Linked DNA regions of Homo sapiens: region 2 is linked to region 1. A link is a contact called in ENCODE Hi-C or POLR2A ChIA-PET data. All regions are on one chromosome and are shown on one strand. The core of a region is the stretch at or near the end of the contact, and the rest is flanking DNA. Distances in the headings are between cores, read along the strand shown. Region 1 has its middle 36 kb from the start of UTP25. Region 2 overlaps HHAT (hedgehog acyltransferase).

Region 1 (5,687 bases), core at 1,518-4,017:
ACTCCCGTACCTAGGCCAGGGTGGATGTCCTCACACTTGCCCTTTGGTCCTCCTCTTGGGAACAGTACTTCCCATGCCAAAAGACATCAGGAAATCATGGGGAAAGATAGGTGAATTAATATTTATGGAACACCTACTGTGGGCCAGGCACTGTTGTGGGTGCTTGATGTACATCAGTCATCTCACAACAACCCTTAAAAGCCAGCTGATTGCTTATCACCATATAGCAGGGGAAAAACATGCTTAGAGAAATTGGGCAGGTCTCCCAAAGTTAAACAACTGGCTAGTGGCCAATGCCACATGTTTTTTTCTGAATCCCCATGTGATTGAATCCAGTGGAGAGGGAGGTCAGGACCAGCCACTCAGATGGAGATGAGTCTGCAAGGGAATTTCTCCCTTTCCATCTGTGTCCGAGTCTTGTCAGTTTTATCAACCCACTGCCTCAAACGTGAGCTCACCTCTCTAACTTCCTTCCCACAGCTTTGCTTAGTTCAGACCTTCATTAGTCTTCATGGCATAATCTACACTTTACAAACTGATAAACTAGGCTTTTAATCTCAGCTTTACCTTTTACTCCCAGTAAGTTACCTTTGCTTACCTCAGTTTCCTTATTTGTAAGGTAGAGATGATTATGTCTTTCTTGAGTGGTATTGTAAGGATGAAATGAAACCACATACATTAGAAAAGAAAAAGAGTCTCCTTCTCTCCCTTTTCCTTGGTCTGAGCATTGATTTATCCATTCTGTGAATATGTACTGAGCACCCACGATGTGCTAGAAATTATTTTAGGCACTTAGGACACAGCAATGAATGAGGCACACATATTTCCTGCACTCATAGAGTTAGAGTGCATAGTGTAGACAGAAAAGAAAGAATTAGAGGCTAGATAAAAGTACAATTTCAGATGGTGCTAAATGTTGGAAGAGAATAAAACAGGGTCAGGTAATAGAGATCTTTGACCATCCTGTTTCCTTTGTCCAGAATGCCCAATCACTACTCCTCCCCTGCTGAACTTCTCCTCTCTCAAGGCCCCCTTCAAATGATAATCTCTGTGAAATCATCACAGCTCGCTATGAACTTTAATCGTGCCCTCCTCTAGACTTTCCCACTGGTTGTCTAAATCCACCTGCGAGGCTGAGGACATTCACTCATATCTTACTCATTGTTTCATTCTGCACACCTTTGTCCCACCCTCAAGCAAAGCTCCACGAATATACTGAAGAGGAAAACTGACACTGTAACCCCAAAGAACTACCTGATACCTTGGTTTGCGAGTGGCAAATCCGAGAGTGAGGAGAAAGGGGACAGGCATCCTGGTACCTCCAGATGGGGACAAAGGAACAAACTTCCAAACAAAATGAACCATTCCCCTGGGATGTGTATGTGTTTGTGTGTGCACACACCCATGTGCTCATGACTGTGTGTGGTGTGTGTGCCTGTCTGTCATAGAGGCAGGGATGAAGACTGATAGGCGGGAAAATCTAAATCTAGCAGGAGGGATACTAGTTCTTTTGTTTGTTTTTTTCCTAAAAGGCTTTAGAAGCCTTCCTGCAAAAGGCTGGATTTCTGGGAGCCACTTAAATGAAGGCATTTTGCATATGAAGGACATGCAGAGTCTGAGTATGGTCACCCGCCCCTCACTGCCCGCAGTGAGCCGTCAGCCACCCGCATCACCCCAGCTCCAGCACCACAGTAGCAGACTGATCCTTTTTAATGAGATGCTCAGAGTCTGAGCACTCCTCCTCTCTGGGGTCCTAATCATTTCTCAGAAAGTGGCTGCCCTGCACCCTGGAATTCACGTTTTTTGTTTCCCTTTCCACCTCCAGCCACAGGGTGAGGAGGTGTCAACAGGAGGCGAATGGCTGTGGAACACCTGTCACAGAGTTCTTCCCATCCCCTGTGGGTGGGCAGGGAGATATCCCGGTTTTGTTCTATCTGTTATGAAACCTGCGGAGAAAGCTAAATCTGGCTGTACTGACTTAACTCCCGGGTCGAAAAAAGCTGCTTGAGAGTCTTGGGCACGGAAAGGAATCGAAGCCAGCAGCCATCATCTGTAGAGCTGTGTTTGTTCCCCACAGGAACCTGAACTCAGAGGAAATGCCAGCTGAGTTCTTCTTGCCCCATCTGTGACAGAATTCCAGCTGTTCCACGATAGCAATCTGGCTTGGAGAGTGTAGTGGCTTCCCTACACTCCATCAAAACAAAGCAGGGTGACTTGTGAAGATACTAATTTTGGCTCCATTTTTATTGCTCTAAATGTTTCTGCAAATTGCTACCAAAAAGTTAACCAGGTCTTGTGTTCTTTGCCTTGGGGAGCTTTGGGAGAAGGGTGAACAGCATTTTCCAGGCCAAGAGAACTTTGTTGGCGTGTCATGTAATTAGAGGACATTGAAGCTAGGGTGGAGGAGGGGGAGACAGAAGCAGCCAAAGGAAAAGAGTTTTGAGGCTTCTCCTAGAACAGGAGGGAAGGGTATTGCAAAGACCTTCCTGTCCAAGCATGGCACAAAAGCCATGACATTGCTCCCTTTAAGCACTCATAGAAGTTTGGAAAATAAACAGATAAACAGGTTAATGGCAGCGAATCCATAATGGTCTGCAGCAACCTCAATTCTTGCCTCCTCAGAAGAAAGAATTCAGCTGAGGGGCATAAAGCAGAAAAGGAGACCAAGCCAAGTTTTAGAGCAGGAGTGAAAGTTTATTAAAAAGCTTTACAGCAGGAATGAAAGGAAGGAAAGTACGCTTGGAAGAGGGCCAAGAAGGTGACTTGAGAGATCAAGTGTGCAGTTTTGACCTTTTGACTTGGGGTTTTAGACGCTGGCATACTTCTGGGGCTTTGTGTCCCTTATCCCCTGATTCTTCCCTTGGGGTGGGCTGTCCACATGCACAGTGGCCTGCTAGTGCTGGGGCGGGGAGCACGCACAGTGTGTTTACTGGAATTGTACACATGTTCACTTGAGACATTCTTCCCTTGCCAGTCAAATGTCTCTAAAGGTCATATACCAGTTAAGCTTTGCCATTTTGCCTTGTAATGTGCATACTTGAGCCCACTTACCCAGCTCCTGGGATCAGGAAGCTGCTGATCACCAGTTTCAGGTGTTTCTGTTTATTGGGAGAAAGCCTTCCCCTGGCTCTGGCTGAAACCAATTATTATTTTAACAAGACAGTTTAACAGTCACCTGACCATCACCTGATCATTGCCTAACATTCCTGGTGTGTGTGTGGGTGGTGGGGGTGGGGGTGGAGGGGTGCCTATCCTGCCTTGCTCATGTCTGACTAGCAGACATGAGCTACCTGCTTTTTGCTACCTACTGTAACAAAAAGAGACCAGAGAAACTGAAGGCCAGGTCAGAAGGCCTTCCCTAAATGCTGTAGCCTCTATAAGACCTCCAGGATTTTTGCACAAATCTGAAATGGGGAGCCTCAAGTATGACTGAAATTGACTTTCTGGTCAATCAGGAGGGATGAGGTTTGGAGCAGATTACAGCTGTTTTAAAGAAATAAATGAGGCCAGGCATGGTGACTCATGCCTGTAATCCCAGCACTTTGGGAGGCCGAGGTGGGTGGATCACCTGAGGTCAGGAATTCGAGGCCAGCCTGGCCAACATGGTGAAACCCCATCTCTACTAAAAATACAAAAATTAGCTGGGCATGGTGGTGGGCACCTGTAATCCCAGCTACTCAGGAGGCTGAGACAGGAGAATCGCTTGAACCCAGGAGGTGGAAACTGCAGTGAGCGGAGATCGTGCCACTGTACTTCAGCCTGGGCAACAAAGGGTGAAACTCCATCAAAAAAAAAAAAAAAAAAGAAGAAGAAAGAAAAGAAAGAAAAAGAGAAAAGGTGATACTCCTTATACTCCTAAGTTTTATAAACAGAATATATACTTGGAACAAAACAGCAAAGCATCCCAAATGCTCTTCTTATGAGTAAACAATAGGGCAGAGGCGGGAAGCAAAACCCTAATTCAAGGGACTTTGCTCTCAACCTTGTAAAGCCACGAGTTGCAGGAGAAAGGTGGGCAACTAACATCCTGCAAGGAGTAGTGTGTTAGTTTGCTAGGGTTGCCATAACAATGTACTACAGACTGAGTGGCTTCAAAAACTAAAATTTGGCTGGGCACGGTGGCTCATGCCTGTAATCCCAGCACTTTGGGAGGCCGAGGCAGGAGGATCACTTGAGCCTAGGAGTTTGAGACCAGCCTGGACAACATAGTGAGATCCTGTCTCTCCAAAAAATAATTTTATAAAATTAGTTGGGCATGGTGACACATGCCTGTAGTCCCAGGTATGTGGGAGGCTGAGGCAGGAGGATTGCTGAACCTGGGAGATCAAAGCTGCAGTGAGCCTGGGAGACGGAGGCTGTACTCCAGACTGGTTGACAGAGTGAGACCCTGTCTCAAAAAACAATAAATAAGTAAATAACCAAAACTGATTTTTAATTCTGGAGGCTAAAAGTCGAAGATCAAGGTGTTAGCTGGGGTGGTTTCTTCTGAGACCTGCCTGTGTCTTCACATGGTCTTCCCTCTGTCTGTCTGTCTTTGTCCTTCTCTTCTTATAAGGATGCATATCAGATTGGATTAGGGCCCACCCTAATAACCTCCTTTTACCTTAATTACCTTTTTTTAAAAAATAATTTTTTTTTCTATACTGAATCTCACTCTGTTGCCTAGGCTGGAGTGCAATGGTGTGATCTCAGCTCACTGCAACCTCCTCCTCCCGGGATCAAGGGATTCTCCTGCCTCAGTCTCCCAAGTAGCTGGGATTACAGGTGCCTGCCACCATGCTCGGCTAATTTTTGTATTTTTAGTAGAGACGGGGATTTCACCATGTTGCCCAGGCTGGTCTTGAACTCCTGACCTCAGGTGATCCACCTGCCTTGGCCTCCCAAAGTTCTGGGATTACAGGCATAAGCCACCACGCCTGGCCCACTTTAATTACCTTTTTAAAGACTCAATCTCCAAATACAGTCACATTCTGAACTACTGGGGGTTAGGATCTCAAGATAGGGATTTTGGGGAAACACAATTCAGCCCATAACATGTATTCAGGTCCCCTTTCTGCCCAGACTTTAATGCAAATATAGATTCACCAGTCTGTCCAAAAAAAAGGCCACTGAGAAAGGAGGCCACACTTCCAGGAGGAAATTACATCGGGGAGGAATAAATACAAGCCTGTGGAGGTGTGGTTACTAGAAGGGGAAGCTGAAAATCTGTTTCTTATCTGCCTACACTCTTGGTACTTCCTCCATGTGGGCTGCAAAAGTGTGGTACCCCACACTTCAGCCCTATTTGTTTCCTTCCACCCACTCCCACCCTCTGTGTATAGCCTGGGGAAAGCATTCTGATGTTTTAGTTTTCTTTCTCCAGCCAGTCTAGGATAAAGTCTGTAGGGCATCTTTGCAGAAGCCTGCAAATATTTTGCTACAGAAAAGTGTTGCGGGAAGTCAGGGACCCCCGAATGGAGGGACCAGCTGGAGCCGTGGCAGAGGAACATAAATTGTGAAGATTTCATTTTAATATGGACATTTATCAGTTCCCCAAATTAATACTTTTATAATTATTTCTTATGCCTGTCTTTAATCTCTTAATCCTGTTATCTTCGTAAGCTGAGGATGTATGTCACCTCAGGACCACTATTGTGTTAACTGTACAAATTGACTGTAGAACATGTGTGTTTGAACAATATGAAATC
Region 2 (6,204 bases), core at 459-2,958, 530 kb after region 1:
TAACAGGCGTGAGCCACCATGCCCAGTCATTACTAATTTTAATTTCCATTCTATCCTTAGGTCTAGCCTACAAAATCTGCCCCACCCCACCTCGTTTATAGGAGATACAACCCTTGTTGAGAATGCATGACTGATATTAATAACCTGTTCCTGATTAGATGCCCCTCCCTCTTTCCAAACCTCCTCCACGTTCAGCTCCTGTTTCGCACCTGACATTGGCAGAAATCTAGCTATATTAGGATATAGATGTCCCTTCATTTTATTTGCTTGTACCTTTGAGTTCTTGCTTCTCCTCTCGTGGGAGGCAGTATTTGGTGTGGTTGAGAGCACTAGGGTCAATCCCTGCATTGGCCACTCTCAAGCTGTGTAACCTTAAACAAGTTCCTGAATATCTCTAAGGCTGCTTCCACAGTTGTGCAAGCAGGATGGCACTGCTGGCTTCGTGGAGTTGTGGAGAGGGTCTGATAATCAAATGTTTTTCAGAGTTATGCTTGCACATGAGGACAGCCCAATAGATGGTGTCTGCTGCTGTCATCTGCTGGCATTTGCTCCTGGGAGCAGTTTATGGTGTTCAAGAATGGAGGTGACGGTCTTGAGATTCCAAAATCCTCAAGGGCATAGGCCATGTCTAGCATCCATACCAATGTTCCCATACTGATGGTCTTTTCAAGCTTGTCTTGGGTCCTGGGGGAAAGGATTGAGAAACACAGCCCCTTCCCTTGGGGAGTCACAGTTGAGTGGGAAGTTAGGAAAGCAAATACTGCTCACTCTTCTGTACCTGATGTTGTTGGCTGGGCACGTTACTATGGGAGAAGGTGTAGGTCTCACCTGCCGTTCTGGTCTCAGAGCAGGCCTCCGAGAAGGTGGCTTTTGAGCTGTGGCTTGAAGGAAATGGAGTTTACTTATTTCACCTTTCTGCATCTTGTTACCAGGCAGGGGTGGACAGGTGGACTAGGCTTCTTCTCTGCAGAGCACATCTTATCCAATATCAGTAGGAGGTATTCCTTTGCATTTTTCTTGGAATGAGGCAGAGTGAGCACTGAGTCATCTCCCTCTGTATGTGCCTCTCTCATCCTCTGGGTGACCACGGGTTTGATTTGTGAGACAGCTGGTGGGCCGGGTTCTGCCTGTGGCTGGGGCACAGTGCTTTCTTTGTCTGAGTTTGCTTGGCCCTTACATAAGTATGAACCACAGCGTTGGCCTCATTAGCTCTCTGCTTTCACCACCTGGACTAAGTGTTCCAGATGGCCTTAATTCGGGTAGTTGTTTTTGGTACTTACTCAGAGTGGAAGATTTAGGCTGCAGTTGTCCTTTTTTCTCCCCATTCTCTGAGGCATCCTAAACTATAGGCAACACTATGCAGGGACAGGCTTTAGCAATTCTTGCTGTTGTAGCCTTAAGCCCTGAAGGATTCTAGCCTCCTCCTTTATCTACTATCTAATCTCGTCTCTTCCTTGGCTCATTCCACCTCCTCCCATGGAGAGGTGACAGGTTATTTTTATTTTCAAAAGCATGATCTATCTTTTTTTTTTTTTTTTTTTTTTTTTTTTTTTTTTTGCCATGGTAAGAAATAAAACTTTCCACTGAGTTCCTTGGCTCAGTTAAACACCCTTTCCCTGGATAAGGCTCTCTCTTTGGGTTTTGGTGAGACTTCATCAGGAGCCAGTGCCCCTGGAGGGAAGGCTGAATCATGGCTTTCAGCTTTGGCTGTGCATTTGTTATGATTGGATTGGATGTCACGGGTCAGACAGTTGCCTCCTTTCATGAACGCCAACTGTGGCCTCACTACCACCTGAGACATTGTGTTCTCTGCCCTCAGAACCAAAAAATACCCCCGTGTGAACTTTTTGAGAAGACTGGCCTGGTGTAGGGTTGAGGGTGGGTGCTGTTGCTAACCACAGAGCCGGGTTCTCACTGTGCCTCTGACGGGAGAACCCACATCATTAGCAATTGACTGACAGGCTGAGCTCATCAGGCGCAGGTAATGCAAAGGGCTGAGAAGCCTGACCCATGGTGCTGAGTGAGATGAGTTAACCAACCTCTGGAAGGCTGCAGGGAGCAGGGTTCTTTTCCAGGACAGTCCCAAATCTATCCACTGAATAGAAATCTCATGTGCTAATGGTTTTCCTGGAATCAGCCCCTTCTACCTCCATCAGTGCATGTCTAAGGAGGGATGAAATTCCTTTTACGTGGGCCTGCTGGCCTTTGCTCCCAGGAAATGGGATGCAGTTGTTCAGACTGTGGGATGGGTGGGTTGTATTTTTCTGTTTGGGGAGATTATATATACATATGTATGTATATATATAATACATATATATTTCAGTAGCAGCTGCTATTGATTATGTAGTATGTAATAAATTGTGTCATACATAAGATTGATTGATTCCCTTTATTATTTTCCGAATAATGCTCCCATTGAGTGGTTTCTTGGCAGATGTGCAAAAAGAATTAATAGGCAGGGACGTCTGATAATGTTGCCAACAGGAATTCTGACCAAGGCTCTACACTTTCACTCCTCCCTACAGAGGTAAACTCTAAGGAGGGAACCCACCAGGCATACCCTATTATCACTTGGCACCCTTGGCACAGAATGAGCTGAAGTAGAAACAGATGGTGTGAGAAGGGGCATTGTCTGGCAGTTTTTCCTGACTCCTTATGAAGAAGGTTAAGAGTATGGATTTCAAAAGAAAGGAGGGCAAATCTGTAGTCTTTTCTTAAGGGCACTGACACCAATCCTTGGAGCTCTGCCAGCTCAACTGGTTATTCTCCCGGGAGACTCTGCTGGGGTGATGGATAGAAGCCTCTATAACAGGTATCCACTTTCCTGGATTGGTACCTGTGCCCCATCAGTTGTTAACTATTGGAGATTTCCCCCAACAGAAGTGGAGTTGTTAAGAGATGCTGTGAGTAGCAAACAGGTAATAGGCAGTGAGATGTGAAATGTCTCTTCCATTCTACCTACATTAGCAAAACAGCCATTGTTTATAAGGGGTTAAGTAGGACAAGTAGAGACTTTGGAAGACAGTAGGTTTTCACATTATTGGGTTCCAAAGTCCACATTTTACTGCTATTTTCTTGTTTTTTCTTAGTCATGATCTCAAGGTTAAATCCCAAGACTTGGGAAAGCATATCCATCTACCCAGCTATCCATCCATGCAACTATTCTCTCCATCCTTCCATCCAATAGTTATGAAACACGTGATATATGCTAGGCACTGTGCTAGATTCTGGGCTTACATTACTGTAATCTAAACAAGGCAGGAGTTTAGCCTATTAAGGAGACTATCAAGTAGAGTCAGACCCCATTTTGAGAGTGGTTCAGTGTAGACTCAGGGAGCAGAGGGGAAGGATGCCTGCTTAAGTCAACCAGGGTTAGTAAGATCTATGTCTCATCAAAAAGGCCATAGCGTTCAGTCTGGCTTTGTCTCCACTGCTGTAAAAATAGAGTATACTTTCTTATTTTTCATCAGCCTTTTAAACACTTCCCCTCTTCCCCGGCTTTCTGTTTCATCTCCTATTAGAAATGGAAGAACCTGGAATAAAGACCATTGAGTGAGGGTCAGAGTAGTTCCGGTGGGGCTGTCATCCTGTGCTCCAGCAAGCTCATCTCAAGCTTCAGGTCACTCATGCTTTGATACCTTTTAAAAGAGCATGATAAATTCAAATTAAAACCACAACGAGATGTCATTACACACTTACCAGAATGGCTCAGATAGAACATAGTAACAGCACCAAATGCTGGCAAGGATGTGAATAAACTGGATCACACATGCATTGCTGGCAGGAAAGTATAATGCTACAGCCATGCTGAAAAACTGTTTTATAGTTTATTATAGAACTAAATATGCAACTACCTTGCACCCCAGCAAGTGTGATCTTGGGCATTTATCCCAGAGAAATGAAAACTTATTTTTACACAAAAATCTATGCATGTGTGTTTGCATAAGTTTTATTTGTAATAGCCCCACATTGCAAACAGCCTAGATAGCCTCCAGTAGGTTAATGGCTAACAAGCTGTGGTATATCCACATCATGGAACACTACTCAGCAATGAAAAGGAGCAAACCATTGATACAGCAACTTGGATGAATCTGCAGGAAATTACGCTGAGTGAAAAAAGCCAATCTTTGAAATGGAGAAGAGGTTACTGGTTGTCAGGATTAGGGATGGGGGTGATCAGAGGAGTGGGAAGGAGGTAAATGAGGTATAAAATGGCAACACAAGGAATCCTTGTGGTGATGGAGCTGTTCTGCATTTTTACCATGGTAGATACCAAACCTATACATGTGATAAAATTGTATAGAACTAAACACACACATAAATTAATAGAAGTGAAACTAGAGAAATCTGAATAAGTTTGGTGCATTGCAGCAACATCAATATCCTGGTTATGATATTTGTGGTTTTAAAAAATGTGCCATAGGAAGAAACTGGGTAAAGTATACAAGGGATGTCTCTTGTATGTATATGTGAATACAACTATCTCAAAAATCTGAGAAAGAACATTACATAAAAGTTGTATGCAACTGGAATCTGTAAATCAGAAACATCACAATCCAACATTGAGGCCATGTTTTACCTATACACTTTATGTGATCAATGTGATTCTTTGTCTTCTTTCAAGTAACAAGTAATTCCCAATCATCTTCATAATTTGAACCTTGTAATTTAAATGAATTGGGCTATTTTGGTGTTTAGGTGGGTTTTTAAACTTGAGTTTGACGTACAGTATGTGTGTGACCAAATCTTGTATGTCTGCTCTTATTACCCTGAGAACTTGGGGAAAAAAATCTGAAAGCCTTTCTAGTGATGAGTCAGAAGTGTTGTTTTGGAACAAAATGCAACACAATTTTTTTTTTTTTTGAAAAGTTAAAAAAATTCTGGCCTGGTTGATGTCAGAAGCTTAATACTGATAGTTAAGCATTTTTACTTAAGAGAGAAAAAAGGTTGATAAATACATAAGCACATTTGGAGTAGAGATGGATGGGACAGGGCTATCTTTAGGCCTTTGCTGATGAAACTGGCCTTTGAAATGCTTAGAAAAAGCTCTTCTGCTGCCCAAAGAAGCAGGCCGTCCATGCTGCTGCCCACCCTGCTGGGCCATGTCACCCTTTTATCCTAGAACCCTCTTCATAGTGCTTGAGATCTAGGTATGTGCATGGGAGGGATCGTGGTTGGGCAGCTGTGCCCTAAGGGCTACCTCTATAATGGGGACTGCCCTGCCATGATGCCAGTTGGATTGCAAGACATGGGAGGCTGATTCTGCTCTAGCAGGATTTTATTTACTTGTTTGTTTGTTACTTATTTTGAGATGGAATTTTACTCTTGTCTCCCAGGCTGGAGCGCAATGGCGCGATCTTGGCTCACTGTAACCTCTGCCTCCCAGGTTCAAGCGATTCTCCTCTTGCAGTATTTTAATGGTGTTTTGGGGATAGGATTCATTCCAATAGCATTTTTATAGACAAAGTATGAAAATCAACATTTTAGTGGGATTCTAATATATACAACAGTTTCGTGTAGGTGATTCTTTTTGCATTATTCACATCTTTTCATTGCCTGTGCATCATGAATGTATATAGTAGAGTTGCTTGTACTTGGGGAGAATCAATGGGTAATATTAAGATGGGTAGAGAACATGAGGCTCATGTGAGAGCGTGTCCTGTGATGTCTTAGAACAGTATTAAGTGTCGTCTGCCTGTACTGTTTGGCAGTAGGGAAACAGTGGGGGATGAATATGGGACAAATTTTTCTGCCCCAAGGTGGCTTTGGAGACCACTGTTAAATTCATCATAGTCTCTCAAGTAAATGGGGTTTACACAGCACTATCAAGTATTTCCTGAAGCTTCTTTCAGCATTTTCCAAGTTGAAGCAGCTTCAGTCTGTGGTAAGTTCCCAAACGAATCCCAGCAAACAGGCTTTTTCCAAAGGGATCAAATAGCACTTAATAAAAACATAACTGTGTCTATGTATGTAGCCACACATGCACAAAAAAGAATTCCATTGGTAAATGCTGTAGGTCATGTTGGAAAAGAAGCCCCTTTTTTTCATTTGTTAAAACTACCTCTTAAAATAGTCTTTGGCCATGTATTCCTTATAATTGGACTCTGCCCAGAGGTGAGGGTTTGAAGCAAATTTATGTGGCTGTTTTCTGTGGGTAGTAGGATGGAAAAATAGTAAAAATGAACTTCACATTTCTCTGGTTTT

The links. Hi-C counts contacts between places; a loop is a spot of excess contacts on that map. ChIA-PET counts read pairs that join two places held with the same protein, here RNA polymerase II (POLR2A). Pooled maps may share reads with other maps.
Region 2: a pooled map shows a loop between it and region 1 (3-fold over the local background). The contact joins two enhancer-like sites. A Hi-C loop is called at or near these places in 12 of 168 maps with a recorded cell type or tissue (A673, CD4-positive, alpha-beta T cell, CD8-positive, alpha-beta T cell and 6 more), 20 of 37 single-sample maps with no recorded cell type and 29 of 50 pooled maps. POLR2A ChIA-PET finds 5 or more read pairs at or near these places in 1 of 52 experiments (activated T-cell).

Annotation. Positions count from the first base shown.
Region 1 is chr1:209,861,169-209,866,855 of GRCh38, forward strand. No RefSeq gene overlaps it. Among named protein-coding and RNA genes, the nearest start is that of UTP25, 36 kb to the left of the region's middle. Within about 2 kb of position 2,768, at least 2 of the 41 ENCODE cell types and tissues checked have a DNase peak (open chromatin) inside an H3K27ac peak, as active enhancers do.
Region 2 is chr1:210,392,708-210,398,911 of GRCh38, forward strand. All of the region lies in intron 4 of HHAT (hedgehog acyltransferase), which reads left to right. Among named protein-coding and RNA genes, the nearest start is that of HHAT, 67 kb to the left of the region's middle. RefSeq lists an enhancer at 998-1,292. Within about 2 kb of position 1,709, at least 8 of the 41 ENCODE cell types and tissues checked have a DNase peak (open chromatin) inside an H3K27ac peak, as active enhancers do.